2 separate regions of the Homo sapiens genome follow, and region 2 is linked to region 1. The links are chromatin contacts, found by Hi-C in ENCODE. All regions are on one chromosome and are shown on one strand. Each heading gives the region's core, a stretch centred on a gene start or an enhancer-like site at or near the end of the contact. The rest is flanking DNA. Distances are from core to core; before and after follow the strand shown. Region 1 holds the start of BLTP3B (bridge-like lipid transfer protein family member 3B). Region 2 holds the start of CRY1 (cryptochrome circadian regulator 1).

The links. Hi-C counts contacts between places; a loop is a spot of excess contacts on that map. Pooled maps may share reads with other maps.
Region 2: a loop to region 1 is called in a pooled map, with 24 times the contacts of the local background. The contact joins the promoter of CRY1 here to the promoter of BLTP3B in region 1. A Hi-C loop is called at or near these places in 8 of 50 pooled maps.

Annotation. Positions count from the first base shown.
Region 1 is chr12:100,139,020-100,144,482 of GRCh38, forward strand. BLTP3B (bridge-like lipid transfer protein family member 3B) reads right to left here and starts at 3,855. Exons shown (of 21, transcript NM_015054.2): 1 at 3,573-3,855. The coding sequence starts at 3,616. It overlaps BLTP3B-DT (BLTP3B divergent transcript), which reads left to right and starts at 4,036. Exons shown (of 2, transcript NR_186018.1): 1 at 4,036-4,324. RefSeq lists silencers at 3,270-3,519, 3,840-4,019 and an enhancer at 3,400-4,163.
Region 2 is chr12:107,090,115-107,095,703 of GRCh38, forward strand. CRY1 (cryptochrome circadian regulator 1) reads right to left here and starts at 3,435. Exons shown (of 13, transcript NM_004075.5): 1 at 2,690-3,435. The coding sequence starts at 2,847. RefSeq lists silencers at 3,267-3,496, 3,827-3,906 and an enhancer at 3,577-3,726.

The sequences.
Region 1 (5,463 bases), core at 2,605-5,104:
TATTACAGTTTGAAAAATCGGGGCAGTTTCTCCTTCAAAAGCTTTTCCTGTTTCACTCTGGAAAAATGTCACTACTCTAAGCTCCCCCATCCCACCAACACACCTCCTTGTCCTCATTTCAGATTCTTCAAGTAGATAAACTTTTTATTAACAACTGGAGAGATGTTTGGAATACAAACTAACAATTAGGCAAGGAACAAGTATATAGATTTACAGTTCTCAAATAGTTTAGCATTGAGTTAAAGAATCTGTTAATCTCTTAAGAACAATTCCTCTTCCATACTTTCCCAACATACCAGCTTCTCAAGTCCCTTCATCCAGGCAAAGATGGTTTTAATCTTGCAACTGCACTATATTTCAACCTCAAGGCTAAAAATGAGAGCTCTTTCTCATGTTGGTTCACAGTCTTCCTCCTTACTGGCAGAACTCCTCCCCCCATACAATAACTGGGTTATTTCCTTACCGGAAGACCCCTCATATAAACCCCTGTAAGAACTAGGTCATTTTCCTAGTTATTTTCCAGGATCCAAAGGCACCACATTTATTTAATGATTCAATTACTCACTGCCTCCTAAAGCCACAGGGAAACTGGTCATTCCCAAATCTATAAGAATATTGGCAGTAGTCTTGCCTCAGTAAAAAAAAGCAATGTAAGAGAAAGTAAGCTCATTCATGTTATGTATCCACATTCATGCAACAAATAGTTGTTGAGTACCTACTTTATGCCAGCCTCAAGACAAAAATCCCTGCTCTCATAGAGTCTACATTTAAGTGGAGAAAGACAAAAATACATAAAGAAATAAATATGTACGACAGACAAGCATGAGTGCTATGGAGAAAAATAATGCAAGCAAGAGGACTGGCAATATGGGGGCTCACAATTTTAAACTCTGTGGTCAGGAAAGGTCACCTTTGAGAAGGTGCAATGGGTTGCATACACAGGCCTCACATGATGTCTAGTATTAGAAACTAGTATGTTCAACTATTTCCTGGTAAACTATATTCTACTGTATCCCAGACCACTAGGTCAATGTAGTGACATCTTCATTACTGGATATTCTATAAAATTAAACTTGAACCAGGTAATTTCAAAAGTTCATTCCTTCCTGAGTAACTATAATTTATCACAACACCTGCCTTCTTTTGTCAATTACGAGCTGCCTTTAGATTTCTGAATAACTATTTTTCTTAGGAGATGACAGCAATTAGCAGTAAGATTAACTTATTAACCAAAAATAAAAATTTGATACTCTTTAGTCACCTGAGTTAAGGATGTTTTGAAATATGAAATAACTGAAAACTCAAGTGTCCCAAAAACTCATCTCTGAAAAAAAAAAAAATCCTCATCACACTATTTATCACACAGCTATTACAAATCATACAGATTTAGAAACTAACCCTAAGGGCCAGGCACGGTGGCTCACACCTGTAATCCCAGCACTTTGGGAGGCCAAGGCAGGCGGATCACCTGAGGTTGGGAGTTTGAGACCAGCCTAACCACCATGGAAAAACCCTGTCTCTACTAAAAATACAAAATTAGCCAGGCGTGGTGGCGCATGCCTGTAATCCCAGCTACTCGGGAGGCTGAGGCAGGAGAACTGATTGAAGCCAGGAGGCAGAGGCTGCCGTGAGCCGAGATCATGCCATTGCACTCCAGTCTGGGAAACAGAGTGAGACTCTGTCTCAAAAAAAAAAAAAAAAAAAAAAAAAATATATATATATATATATATATATAAAATAAAATAAAAACTAGCCCTAAAGACTCAATTTTCAATATATGGGTGTTTTCTATCTCATGCAGTAAGCCATTACATCTTTGTTCTTAATTTTTTTTATTATACTTTGGTATGCATGCTCTTAATTTTTAAGAGCCCCTCTCAAATGGAGTTCTATAAAAGAATTAAACTCTAATGCACTATCTGTTGATTGAATTAACTTTTCTTCCAAGCATCTAGAGTGGTACTAGCTATGCAGCATCATCCTTGGACGAGTGAGAAAGTAGGCATTCAAATCATTTTCTGCAGATCTGTATTTTCTTGTGGAGCTGGGTATGAGAAAGGCGGGAGGACATAAATTAAAAATAGATAAAACCTTCCAAAATAAGATAGTTCAAGATTGGGCCATATATATAATTTTAAAAGAAACTTTTCAATGAGTGATAACATTAAGAAATACATATTCATGCAGGGCGTGGGGGCTCACACCTGTAATCCCAGCACTCTGGGAGGCCGAGGACCGCGGATCACCTGAGGTTGGGAGTTCAAGACCAGCCTGGCCTGGTGAAACCCAGTCTCTACTAAAAAAATACTACATATATACACATATATATGTGTAGTGTATACACATATATATGTAGTACACATATATATGTATGTGTATATATGTGTATATATGTATATGTATATATGTACATATGTATATATATGTACACACACACACACACGCTGCTATACTTTGCTACTTTTAAGAAAAGTGCTATATCTTATTCAGTATTATAAGTGAGGAAAATATTTGCTGAATCACAGAAGTAGAATTCTGTTCCCAATATATAACCTGTGGTATAAGACAATCTGGGGAATCAAGAATTATGTTTACTATACAAGTCTATAATCATACCCGTGTCTTCCCAAAATTAGTTAAAATTAACTTACAAATCGAACAGAAAGGGATCCTAACCAAGGGCTTTGAGTTCGCTGGTAACAACTTGGAACAAGAGCCTACATTTAGCCTGTGTCTTGAGACAAACACGGAGAAGCCAAGAGCAGTAACAAACTGCCAGCCTTACTGAGTCATGTTTCTGACTAAAACCGCGTTATGAAATGGAGAGAATGACATGTCTTGGGTTTAATCACCACAGATGTTAACTCCCTGAATTTTAGAGTTGCAGAGGAAAAAGAGCAAAAACCAAAAAAAAAAAATGTTCAGTAATAATGATGTGGGTCTCATAGGACTCCAGAAAGAACCTGCCAAAGCTGCGAACTCTGCTTATTTACCTAAAACAAATCCTAACTGTGCAAACAGGCACACCCTCTGATGCCACAGAGCGGGAACGCCAAGGTGGGAGGAATTCAGAACAATCACAAGGTTAACGTTCCACTGAGAACACAGCCTCCACTGAGCGTCCACACTGCGCCAGAAGCCCTCGGTTAACGGAACCGCTCTGCTCCAAGGGGAAGGAGCACCGAACTCGAGTTAGAGCCCAGCACATTAACCAGGCACTTGGGTGACGCCAGGCCACCTCCAGCCTCCGCTCAGTACCGCACAGAGCCGAGCCGGGACGCCCCCAGACGCCGCGCCGGGAGCGATCCCAGCCCGCCGCGCTCCGCACTCCGGGCTCCTCCGCGCGCCCACCCTGGGAGAAGACGCGTCAGGGGCCGATTCGTGAGGCCAGCCCCCGGCGCCGCCGGCGACAAGAGATCCGGGGCCGCGACCTCTGCCCCGGCCAGAGCGGGGAAGTCCGAAGGTCGCCTCCCGCACAGCCGCCAGGCGCCGCCGCCCCCGAAGCCGCAGGCTGACTCCAGTGCGGGCTGGGGTGGAGGCCGACTGGCGCCGACACCGAGGCGCTCACTGACCTGGAGAGGTGCTTCAAGATTTGTTTCTTGATGATCCCGGCCATGGTACCGAGGCTGGAGACGCCGCGGTCTCGTCCTGTTGCTCACTGCCTCCTCTCTTCGTGGCCGTCTCCTCTCTGTCCCGGCTAGCCCGGCCGGCGGAGAGGCGCTGATCGCTCACGACCGGGAGAGACCCAAGGCCCCGGCCAAGGCCACAGCCGCCGCCGAGAACCCGGAGCATCACGCTCAGGCCGCCACGGCCGCCGCGGGCGCCATCTTGGCTGCAGCATCACCTAAGAGACTCGGTGGAGGGCGGGGGCGGGGCGGCTCCAGGCGGGGCCGGCACGAGGCGGGGCGGGGCCAACGCCGGCTCTGGGCGGGCTCTGGGCGGGCTCTGGCTGGGCTCTGGCTGGGCTCTGGGCGGGGGCGGGAGGTTTGTGGCATTGGCGCCAGGGTTCTTAGCCCTCGCGACACAGGGCCCTTGACTCTCAATACACCATCCTTCTTGGCCTTAATCCTCCCTCCTTCCCTCTGCTGGTGTTCCCGCCTCCATCGCTGACCCGTCGCTGATTTTTACTTCCACGTCCTACTTCCCTTATTCATTTCCTCAGAATGTTTTTTATTTTTTTGCTTGTTTGTTTTTTTTTTTGAGACAAGTCTTGCTCTGTCACACAGGCTGGAGTCCAGTGGTACGATCTCGGCTCATTGCAACCTCCACCTCCAGGGTTCAAGCGATTCTCCTGCTTCAGCCTCCTGAGTAGCTGGGATTACAGGTGCGCACCACCACGGCCGGCTAATTTTTGTATTATTAGAGACGAGGTTTCACCATATTGGCCAGTAGGTCTCGAACTTCTCACCTCGTGATCCACCCTCCTAGCCTCCCAAAGTGCTGACATTACAGGCGTGAGCCACTGCACCCGGCCTCCTTAGAATGTTTTAAGAATCGGCCATTAACTCCTGTGCTTGCTTTGCTCTCTTGACCTACTCACCTTTCTTCATATTCTTCCTTAGGTTTTTGTTTTTGGTGTTTTTTTTTTTTCTTTTGTTAAGGTGTCCTGCCTTTCCCTTACCTAAATGTGGCAATTTAATGTTTCCTTTGGTTATTGCTATTCTAAGGGAAGTAAAGGTTGACAATGGTTCCTAGTAGTCTAGGACCTAGGAATTAGAAGGTGTATAATTCAAGTCCTGGCTCTGGTATTTTCTAGCTGTGTTATCCTGGGGAAAATAATTTCTTTACTATTAGTTTCATTTTAATCATCTGTGAAATAGATTAATCATCAGCCTTACCCACTTCACTAGGTTGAACCTAAAGGTGTAAATATCATATGAAAAGTTCTGTAAGGAAGGAAGGAAATTGTTGAACTAGGGAAAACTGTTACAATTCTACACCTCCACCCCACCCAATCCCAAACAGAGCTAACATTTTCAGAGATTAAAATGACGACTTCTGTCATCCCAGCACTTTGGGAGGCCGAGGCAGGCAGATCACTTGAGGTCAGGAGTTCAAGACCAGCCTGACCAACATGGTGAAACTCTGTGTCTACAAAAAAAAAATACAAAAATTAGCTGGGCATAGTGGCGGGCGCCTGTAATCCCAGCTACTCAGGAGGCTGAGGCAGGAGAATTGCTTGAACCCGGGAGGCAAATGTTGCAGTGAGCTGAGATCAAGCCACTGCACTCCAGCCTGGGCGACAGAGCAAGACTGTCTCAAAAAAAAAAAAAATTACTCAGTGTTAAGTCAAGTTTAGCCTAACACTGCCTCCTTACGTAATTGAGTTCAGCCTAAAGGTTTTTCTGTACATCATGAACTTATGAAAATAAGCAGAGGTATAAACCGACCATAGCCCACACCTGTGCCAATCACTGAGTTTTGGCCAGATGTAGCCAACTGTTCAGACTGTGTTCAAATAAG
Region 2 (5,589 bases), core at 2,185-4,684, 7.0 Mb after region 1:
AGTCTGGCTCTGTTGCCCAGGCTGGAGTGCAGTGGCACGATCTCGCCTCACTGCAACCTCTGCCTCCTGGGTTCAATCGATTCTCCTGCCTCAGCCTCCTCGAGTAGCTGGGATTACAGGCATGTGCCATACGCCTATCTAATTTTTTTGTGTTTTTTACTAGAGACGGGGTTTTGCCATATTGGCCAGGCTGGTCTCAAACTCCGGGCCTCAAGTGATCTGCCTGCCTCAGCCTCCCAAAGTGCTGGGATTACATGCCTGACCAAAATACTTTCTTTACTTGGCTTCTAAGACACCATACTCTTCTGGGTTTTCTTCTTACATTACTAGTGGCTCCTTCGCAGTCTCATATGCTGGTTCTTTCACAGCTCCACAATTTATAAACATTAAGAGTATTCAAGGTTCAGCCCTTGCACCATTTGCATCTCTTGTCTATCTCATTTTATTAATGCTGTCAGTCTCACGGCTCCACTAGAATGTAGCTCCAACAGGGTGAGAATTGGGGGCTGTTTTGTTTATACTGGATCTCTAGCACCTAAAACAGTGCCTGGCATATAGTAGGTGCTTGACAAATATTTGTTCAATAAATGGTTGGATGAATAAATGGCTTTATATATTATCTATAAACTAATGAATTCTCCAATTTATACTTCCTGCCTGGATCTCTGTCTTGAGCTCCAGATACATCCAACTGCCTATTTGCTATCTCCATTTGAATGTGTAAAATACATCTCAAACTTAATGACTTAATGAAAGAGAACTCCAATCACCCTCCCAATGGCTTCTCCAGCTGGCTTCACTTTCTTAGCAAAGTGTAGCCCCATCCTTCCAGTTTCTCAAGCCAAAAATTTTCTCAAACAGTAACTAAACTGCTACTATATAAAAAGCACTGAATTTTGGTGCTTTTTATATAGCACCAAACTATAAGTCCTTTTTTTTTTTTCTTGCGACAGAGTACTCTGTCACTCAGGCTGGAGTGCAGTGGCACGATCTCAGCTCACTGCAACCTCCGTCTCCTAGGTTCATGCGATTCTCGTGCCTCAGCCTCCTGAGTGGCTGAGATAACAGGCATGCGCCACCATGCTCACCTAATTTTTATATTTTCAGTATTAATAGAGACAGGGTTTTGCCACGATGGCCAGGCTGGTCTCGAACTCCTGGCCTCAGCCTCCCAAAGTGCTGGGATTACAGGGATGAGCCACCGCGCCCAGCCTAACTCCTTTTCTTTCTCTCTCACTACATATCCAATCTGCCAACAAATACCCTGTATTTTGCCTTCAGAATATAACCAGCATCTGTTTATTTCTCACCACGTCCACGATTATTACTATGATTCAAGCCGTTATCATCTCTCACCTGGATGAATGCCAACAGCTTCTTAATTGGACTTCCTGCTTCTTGTCCACCTCCACTCCCCAATTCAGAACCACAAGCAGAAAAATTCTTTTCCAAACTTATGTCAGATCACATTACTTCTCTGCTCATAATCCTGCAGTTATTCCCATTTCACTAAGTAAAAACCCAAATCTTGAAAACTGCTTATAAGGCTCTCTTCAATCTGGCCCTAAGTCAACTCTGACCTCATCGTCTACTATTTTTCCCTCACTTATTCTGCTCCAGACATACTGGATTCTTCTGCTGTTCCTTCCAAAGGTCAAGCATATTTCTGCCTTTTCCCTTACTCTTCCCTTTGCCTGGAATGGTCTTCCCTTAGATATCTGCATCCCACCACCTCCTTCAGGTCTGCTCAAGTGTCACCTTCTCTGTGACTTTTCCCCCGATCATACTTAAAATTGCAACCCCATCCCTACCCTTGTATTCTTTATCCCTTTACTCTGCTCTATTTTTTTCCACAATACTTATCACCACCTAAAATACTACATATTTTACTTTCTGCTTGAAGACATGACTTTCTGTCTTTCACTCACTGCTATATCCCTAGCATTTAAATCAGTGCCTGGCACATGCTAAGTGATCAAGAGTCTATCTGTTGAGCTATGCTTTTATTTCCACCAGGGGGCCTAACAATCATGTAGCCTGGTGTTTCAGGAAAAGATCATAAAGCATCTCTAAGATTTCTTTCAGTGCTCTGATCCCTAGAAGGACTACAACTTGCCTAGAAAGAAAAACTGTGCTTTGTCTCGGCAACCACAAGGAGGAGTTGAGAAAAAGAACCGAGCAGAGAAACCAGATAATGCTGTTTCCCTTGCTTTTCCCACAGTAACCTCAAGGTGGAAGAACACTGGATCTGGAGCCTGCTGTACTGAATGAATGATTTTTCTCCATACTATGAGTTACCTAGACACAAACGTAAACAGGAAACATCACAATCCTTCCGAATGCCACAAAAAGGCCAAGGGAATCCATATACAATGGCCACTAAGGACAGGAAAGGTGTTTCTTTAACTCCAGCACTAAGAATTCTCCACAAATTCAGGGGAGGAGCTCCAGTTAGCACAGAAAGACACATAACTCACTGATGAAGACCGAGTGTTTCAGGTCGTCAGTACTCTTTGGCCAGAGAAGTATTAAGTCAATTCTATTTAATACTTAGGGCACCTAAAATTCGTAAGCGGTATAAGCAAGACAGTCCCACGTCTAAATTCACAGATTTGGCGGATCGCATGGAATTCATTAACATCAGACTCATTAAACACCCAAATCCATTTCCCACGGGCTTGTGACTCACCGCCACCTGTTGATGCCCACATTGGAGGAGCCGGCGAACCAGGGGTCCAGGATGTAGACGCAGCGGATGGTGTCGGCGCCCTGAATGCACTCCTTCAGGGCGGGGTTGTCGTGGAGCCGGAGCCCCTTTCGGAACCAGTGCACGGCGTTCACCCCCATGCCGGGGGGCGCGGCGGGTCCTCCACGGAGAAATTCAAGGAAGGAGGCTCCGGCTCATAGCCGACACCTTCGCTTCCAAGAGAATTGCCTCACCCGGGGCGTGAGGAAAGGGCGGCAGAGGGGGAACAGGAAAAAATGACTCCGAGGAGGGGACCGGAGAAGGCGGGGGCGCCGGAGGCGCAGTGGAAAGATGAATGGAGGTTGCCTAGTCGGCGGAGTCCGGGTGTGACGCCCTTTAGGAGCCCGCGCCCGCCGCAACCGCCTGGAGGCGACGCATAACTTCGAGGGCCTCGGACCTCCGGAGCCTGAGCAAGTTCCAGGAGCTCGAGCCGCCACGACGGCCCGAGCCGGCACGGACGGCCCCAGGAGATTCGTCACGGAAACCTCGCCCCACCAAGGCGGCCCCTAAAGACAAAACGGCCCGCCCGAGGTGAGTCACCGAGGAGAACCGGAGGGGAATGAGCCCCTGTCGGCGACGCTGTCTCTCGGCCCGGGAGAAAGGACCGGGAACGGAGGCTAGAGGCGGTGGTCGAGGCCGCTGGACGGTTGCCGGCCGGTGACCGGTCCCGAGGCTGCCCGGGTGACTCTGCCGCCGCCGCCGCGTCAGCGGCCTCGGCCCCGCCCCCGGCTCCTCATTGGAGGGCGCGCTCCCCTCGTGACCACCGGCACCTCACGTTTCTGAAGTGTGTTTACTACACTGGCTCGGAGGGGTAATCTGCTCGCGCTTCGGTCGCTTTTGGAGGAGCGGCAGCCGCTTGATCCCAAACTTGTTGACCCTCGTCCACACGCTGAACTCACTGCCTCTGCCCCTTTCCTGTGCCGACTGGTGGCCGTCCCTTGGAAGCAAATCGCGTTGACCACAGGCCCCTTGTGAGGGAAGGCTTAGCCCCGCCCCCAAGGGCCATGAGCGGCCACCATTGGCCGAGGCTCGCTGAGACCCGGATGAGCACGGGGATGCGGGGAGCTTGCGGGCGCGCGCGCTGCTCCGTTAGGCGCGCGTGCGCTCTCGCTGCGTTCCAGAGGGTAAGGGGGCGGGGCCGGCGGGCAGGAGCGCGCTCGGCGATTCCTCCCGTGGGATTTGGGGAGGGCCTGGAAATTGTCCGGTTTCCTTCAGGAGCCAGTGGTGGAGTCGGGCGGAGAGTGAGGGGAGGATGGAGTGGAAGGAGGAGAGTGGGAGGCTCCACGTACATTTCAAGTCCAAACCATGTGCTTCAATCCTGCTTTGGCCAGAGAACCCTACTTTGGAGATTGTGGAGCTGTGCCCCTCCACTCTCCTGGCCCTTGGGTGCCTCCTCCCCCTTGTACATACTCTGGGGAAAAGGGTAATTGGCAGGACGGATGCCAGGCATTCCTGGACTTCCTGGAATTTTTTTAATACTAGCGATATATATCATCAACCTTTCACCCCTCGTCTCTTACATTTAATGTAGTTTACCGGTCTCTTTGAAACTGGACGTTTGTCTACTTTTCCAGCGACAGTGAACTGCAGGCCATGGCATCCCTTAGATATATGATGCCCTTAAATTCATTCAATGATTACTTTTTGAATGAACTAGGCACTGTTCAAAGCACTAGAGATACAGGAGATACTTAATAAAACAGACTAAAACCCCACCCCTCCTGGGGTTTACAATTTGTCTCTTAACCTTTGCTGTTTTTTCCTCTATAAAATACTCTTCTTTGGAATCCAGTACTCAATATTACCACCTTTGAGCTACCTAGGATATTTCTACGCATCCCTTTAGACTCAGATGAAATAATAACTAATTTCTGAAAGTATTCCTGATCCCTAGGGCAAATTTAGGACCTCCCTGGGTTCTCCAAGTATGTTTCTGTTACATCACTTTTCACACTACCGTGAAAATTAGTTGAAAAGTGCCCATTCCTAGCAATACCAACTCAGTAATAGTACTTATTATCATAATAATGTGCCTCTGATTCCCTCTGAAGTGTGATTTCTCAAGGACTGGGTCTGTATTCAGTTTTCTTTTGTTTTTATTTTTTGCATCAACACCAGAACAGAGCCTGACATAGGCAAATGCTTATTTAATGAATGAATGAGTGAGTGAGTGAGTGCTGTTGGCCACCAGTGTGTTTGGCAAAGTTAAAAGAAAGAAGGAGATGGCAATTCTTATTGGTTGAATTGTGTGTCCCCAAAATCATATAACTCTCAATGACTATAAATGTGGCCTTATTTGGAAATAAGGTCTTTGTACATGCTCAAGTTAAGATGAGGTCATTAGGGTGCACCCTAATCCAGTGTGATTGGTGGCCTCATATAGTGGAGAAATTTAGACACAGAAATACATATACATACAGGGAAAATACCATGTAAAGATTGGAACTGTGCTGCCACAAGCCAAGGAACTACTGGAAGCTAGGAGAAAGACCTGGAACAGATCCTTTCTTAGCACCTTCACAGGACTGTCGCACTGCTGACACCTTGATTTTGAACTTCTGGCCTCTAGAACTGCGAGACAGTTAGTTCCTATTGTTCTAAGCCTCCCAATTTGTGGTGCTTTTTTACAGCAGCCCTAGCAAACTAGTGCAGCAATAAAGTAAATTCAATACTCTAGAGAGCCAATCTGTCTGAATAGTCTTCCCTACTTCTGCTTCTGTTGCCACAAGAAGTATATATCAGCCTTTCTTTGGTTCTGTAAGAATACTTTTAAAATTATATATATGAATGATATGGTTTGGCTGTGTCCCCACACAAATCTCATCTTCAATTGTAGTTCCCAT